Linked DNA regions of Homo sapiens: region 2 is linked to region 1. Evidence: chromatin loops called from intact Hi-C (ENCODE). Cell type or tissue: GM12878. All regions are shown on one strand. Links, peaks and the distances in the headings refer to the core of each region. The heading gives the core; the rest is flanking DNA.

Region 1 (2,927 bases), core at 94-2,593:
GGCCATAGCCCACACCAGAAGGGCCATCAATTTTTATCTCTGCTGTCATTTTCCACCAGGAACATTTAAATTGTTTTCAAAATCCACTTTCCCCTGGAAGTCTTTTCAAATCGTATTCCCACAACACATTTTCTGATCATTCTCGCTTCCTCATTTTTGATGTTTATATACCCAGCTTAAGCTTCCACAGCTCTTTAATTGACTGAAATAGACACTTATTAGTTAAAATTCTGGTTATAAGGGTCAATCACAATTTTTTTCCTTTCTTTCTCCCCAAAAAAATATTTATCAGTCAACTCATATGCCTCAAAAGTAGCACTAGCAGGTGATTTATGAGCATACAACTCACAATTGCCTCCTGACCTCTTCTTGGAGACCCCCAAGCCCTCCTCACATCCCTTCCCAGCTCTCTCTTCACTACTCCTTTGCTGTACTCTAAGCTTCATAAGATCCAGAACCATGCCTGTATTGTTCAGTACTATGTTCAGAATGCCTGTCGCTGGAATATTCATTGAATGAATGAATGAGTGAATAGCAGTCTAGTTGATTTGACCTGTCAACACTACCTATAGGCCTTTGCAGGGAACCGTTTGAGCCAACAACCCATTCTTGAATCAATCACTGTGGCCAAGGTATTCTAGGCTCTGTTTGGACAAGCTTTGGTCACGTGCCCACTATCAAGTTTGAGTGGAACATCATGTAAGTATGAAATCACCTTCTTTCTTCTCTCAGGATGATCATGCACAAGGTGTGCTTCCTACTCTCCTGCACCTCACACCAACACTCACTAGTCAGAAAACAGGCGTGCAGCCATGGTGAAGATGGAAGTCAGATGGAGCTGATCTTTCTAGGAATTCCTGGTACTGCTGGAAGTTGGGGAATGGGGGATAAATTGTGAGGACAGCCAGAGAAGATGGAAGGGAGATAAGAAAACATGGCTGGCGTTAGAGAAGGGAATTGGGCCTGGATCTTCCCCATGCTCTTACCACAGGAACTGGGCAAGATAATGAACTTCATTATCTTGTTCATTATCTGTGTGACCTGGCCCTCATTATCTGTATAAGAGCTGGAAGTCCTAGACCAGAGTGGGGGGGTTTCTAGTCTCTAATGTTCAGTTTAATTCAATTGACGCTACTAAGAATGTGTGCCAAGAGGTGATTTCCATTTATGCTTATAATGAGCAACCGTTTGACTTTAAAATCTTTTAGGGGAAATACCCTAAAAGACCACAAGATGGGAATATTATGGCATAAAAGAGTATGTTAGCTTCTAAGTGCATGCATGTCCTGTATTTGCCCCTCTTTTAGATCTATGTGTCTTTCTTGGTGGTGTTTTCTTTGTGAGCCTGTAAGTCTCTTTGTGTCTGTATGTTATGTTCTATGTTCAGATCTTTTTGTTTGTTTGTGTTTTGTTTTTTTGAGGCAGAGTCTTGCTCTGTCACCCAGGCTGGAATGCAGCGGCCCGATCTTGGCTCACTGCAAACTCCGCCTCCCAGGTTCAAGCAGTACTCCTATGTTTGGATCTTTCTACTAGCTTTTTTTGTTTCTCTTCCCCTTCGTTTATTCTTTTTCCTCATATTACTCCCCAAATAAAATAAATAATTTGGAAGCATATAATATTGGATAATAATCTCAAGTAAAATTTTATATTTCATTTTAAAAGGAACTGTCAGTTCCTTTTTAAAAGCAAAAGAAGCCAGGGGCAGTGGCTCACACCTATAGTCTCAACACTTTGGGAGGCCACAGTGGGTGGATCATGAGGTCAGAAGTTCGAGACCAGCCTGGGTAACGTGGTGAAACCCTGTCTCTACTAAAAATACAAAAAATTAGCCGGGTGTGGTGGCAGGCACCTGTAGTCCCAGCTGCTCAGGAGGCTGAGGCAGGAGAATTGCTTGAACCTAGAAAGCATAAATTGCAGTGAGCCAAGATCGCACCACTGCACTCCAGCCTGGGCAACAGAGCGAGACTCCGTCTCAAAATAAATAAATAAATAATAAAAAGAGTGTTCTCTCTCGGGCAGATATCTAAATTATCTTCTAACTTATGTTGCTTTTTTTGTGGATCAATCATTATCAATTTAAAGATTCCCTGTCATTGCTCTTAGGAGTGAAATGGTTTTCATCTCCATCTTCCCTGTTATGTGAATTAAAGGCAAGATATTATGCAGAAAATAAAACGCCCAAATGCAAAACTTGCAAGTCAGCCTGCCAAAAGAAATATTAAAGATGTTTAAAGAGGTGACTTAGAGATATGACTTGGTAAGCATAATAATTTATTGATTATAAGTGGATAACGTACAAATTTTGAGTAGAAAATATTCCACACTCATGTGATTTTATTTATATACCTGCTGTGAGGACATAGTACAATACAATTCAGGTTAGGATTTGAAGTAAGGAAAAAAAAATATCATTTGAGACGAGTCTTGAAGGGTAGATAAAATTTGTGGATACGGAGAAGGATCTACTCCTTGGAGGAAAGGTCACAAAATGTCCTGCTAAGCAAAAGAATACTGACTAAAAAAAAATAGTACATAGTGTATGATTTCATTTATGCGATACTCTGTCTCTACTGACAGAAAGAAAGCAGATCAGTGGTGGCCTAAGGCTGCAAGTGGGTAGAGGTTGACTTTCAGGGACACCACAGAACCTTTTGGGAAGGTGGCAGTGGTAGTTACCAAGCATATACATTTGCCCAAATTCAGAACTATACACTTAAAATGAGTGTATATAAATTATACCTCAAAAAAGTTGATAAAAAAAATAACGGAAAGTCCCCAGGTGGGGAAGTCCTGGCTACTCATGGAGATCAGGATGTCATTCAGGTTAGACCATTTTCCCACTTATGGCCCCTCATGTTGCCACAAGCATTACACATCTCTACCATTTCATTTTTAAAATATGTCCATTTTCTCAACCTACATTTTAT
Region 2 (2,927 bases), core at 200-2,699, 380 kb before region 1:
CATGAGAATTGCTCAAACCCAGGAGGTGGAGGTTACAGTAAGCTGAGATCATGTCACTGCACTCCAGCCTGAGGGACAGAGTGAGACTCTGTCTCAAAAAAAAAAAAAAAGTAAAATAAATAAAAACATTTACCAAAGGATGAATATAATAGGATTTTCTTAGCTTTATAAAAGTTAATTACCAAAAAACAGAACTCCTACAAACATCATACTAATAGAGACTTTAGGAGCATTCCCGTTAAATTCAGGAACAAGACAAAGAGGACTAATGTTATTTCTGTTGAGCACTCTATTGAATTTGCTAGCAAATACAATAAAACAAGTAAAAGAAATATGATATAAGAATTGGAAACAAGAAATAAAATACTCTTAATTTGTAGGAATGTAAATTATCTACATAGGAAATCCAAAAGAATCAGCAAACGATAGAACTAATAAAATAATTTGGAAAGATTACTAGATGCAAAAGATATATGCGAAAGTAAAGTCCGTAGTGTTTTTGTCTATCAGTAATAACCACTTGGGAGGTGGTGGTTTTTTTTTTTTAAGTAAAAATAGTGAAATTTCTTTTCCTGATGTATCTAAACTAGGAGTTTCCTAATGAAATAAACCATCTCTGACCATTACTGCAATCATCCCATTGCTCAGCTTTATGAGACCCAACACCCCCTTTTGTAACAGATATTTTTAATTCTCCTTTACTATTTTGAAATGAATTTCATAGCTTAATATAATCTGTGTACATACATCTTTGAAAAGCATTAATTTAATTTAATATAAAGGCAAAAGAAAAACAAATTTATAATAATATGTGTTCTAACTTTGTAAATGTTAAAGAATAGCTATATCAGAAGATACAATGAAGTAACCATGTTTTTGCAGTTACTTTTAATGCATAGATTTGGATTTAAGAAAAACAAAACAACATTCAACTCATATTATCAACAATTTTTCTTTTTATTTAACCTGTAGAAATAAGGACTAGAAAAGTATATGCATATATATTAAAAAATTGCGTCTACAGCTGCCTATACAGACAACTATTGTTATGCGTATTGCTGCTCCAAATACAATGAGCAGCATTGATGTTACTAATGTGTTGCCCCAAACTATTTTTAAAAGAAAATTTTTGAAAAGTTTTTAAAAAATACAAAACAAAATCATCTTCAGTTTACATGATAGCTGCATACTTGTAAGTTTCAATTAAATATGTGCAAAACAATACTTGGAATTTATGAAAATGTATTTCAGCTCTGGTTTTAAATTTATAAACAGATCTTCCAAGTACATATTCCACCCGACTTTCAAAAATTTCACAGAATGTAGAAGAGTTCTTTATTGTGCAAGACTGGTTCATCCATTGCAAGACATTTAGCATTCCTAAACTCCCCTCCCACTAAATGCTATTAGCAATCTACAGCCAACAGGACAAGCAACCCCTCATGTAAATTTCTGTATCATCCCCTGGGGGGCAGTACTACTCTCAGTGATAACTATTGATTTAAATGCCTGAATATATTTCTATGGGTAAACTCTCTTTTTCTGAGTCATAATTACAGCTATGATTGAAAACATATTTTCTTTACTAAGCAACTCATAATCAAAGGCTAATCTTATATCTTCAAAACTTGACTGAATATTTCCTAACCTTGACAGCATAAAGTCTAGAAAGGCAAAATGGAACTCTGAGTACGTTTGGGTTTGTGTCGCTTGAAAAACTCATATTACAGGCATCATATAACATTCTTATGTCATATAATAGTTCTGTAAGTGGAAACTTAATCCTTGAAAATTATGAAATGCATCAGGCAAGGTGGCTCATGCCTGTAATCTCAGCACTTTGGGAGGCCAAGGCAGGTGATTCACCTGAGATCAGGAGTTCGAGACCAGCCTGGCCAACATGGTGAAACCCTGACTCTACTAAAAATACAAAAAAATTAGCCAGGCATGGTGGCGCATGCCTGTAATCCCAGCTACTCGGGAGGCTGAGGCAGGAGAATCACTTGAACCAGGGAGGCAGAGGGTGCAGTGAGCTGAGATAGCGCCACTGTGCTCTAGCCTGGGTGACAAGAGTGAAACTCCATCTCAAAAAAAAAAAAAAAAAGAAATGAAAGTGATGAGATGGTCATGAGAACCAGATGCACAGAAGAAGTTTTAGCAGATTTTCTTATTTATTTATTTATTTTTTTTTTTGAGAAGGAGTTTCACTCTGTCGCCAGGCTGGAGTGCAGTGGCGTGATCTCGGCTTACTGCAACCTCCACCTCCTAGGTTCAAGTGATTCTCCTGCCTCAGCCTCCCGAGTAGCTGGGACTACAGGCATGTGCCACCATGCCCAGCTAATTTTGTATTTTTAGTAGAGACGGGGTTTCACCATGTTGGCCAGGATGGTCTCAATCTCTTGACCTCATGATCCGCCCACCTCAGCCTCCCGAAGTGCTGGGATTACAGGCGTGAGCCACCGCGTGCCCGACCTCGCAGATTTCTTTATCAAATGATGTTATCAGTTCTGCAGTTCATGCAAAAGACTGAAACATCTTATAATTTATACGTGGCCTAAAAACTATTCTTCTTAAATTAGGTATTGATTTCAAAACATGCCAGCTTTTTTGATTGCGGATTAGTTAAAAAATATAAGAATTTTTTTAACCATTGTAATTTACTACCTAAGTGATTTCATTCAGTCTGTTTGCTTCAGATAAACCTGTACGATCAATGACTCTCAAATCTTTATTTCTAGGTCCAGCCTCTACCTTTAGCTCCAGACTTGTATATCCAACTGCCAGTACCATATATATTTGGGTATTTACTAGGTATCTCAAATTTACCACATGAAAATTGAACTTGTGATTTTTCTTCTACAACCATGTTCCTCTGGTGTTTCTCATCTCAGTAAATGATAACTCAGTAAATGATTTATCCAGTTGTT

Evidence for each region. Peaks named below come from ENCODE experiments on the same cell type or tissue, not always from the same donor. Only the 100,000 strongest peaks of a DNase experiment are listed, where the experiment ranks them.
Region 2: a loop joins it to region 1, with 2.2 times the contacts of the local background. A loop is called at or near these places in 8 of 110 quality-filtered maps.

The regions. Positions count from the first base shown.
Region 1 is chr3:122,265,030-122,267,956 of GRCh38, forward strand. All of the region lies in intron 4 of CASR (calcium sensing receptor), which reads left to right. Among named protein-coding and RNA genes, the nearest start is that of CSTA, 59 kb to the right of the region's middle. RefSeq lists a silencer at 58-159. In GM12878, for the core only: a CTCF peak has its summit at 1,227; no DNase peak of the experiment used is centred there; H3K27ac peaks cover 793 bases.
Region 2 is chr3:121,882,254-121,885,180 of GRCh38, forward strand. All of the region lies in intron 5 of EAF2 (ELL associated factor 2), which reads left to right. Among named protein-coding and RNA genes, the nearest start is that of SLC15A2, 11 kb to the right of the region's middle. In GM12878, for the core only: a CTCF peak has its summit at 1,455 (motif pointing right); a DNase peak (open chromatin) is centred at 1,414.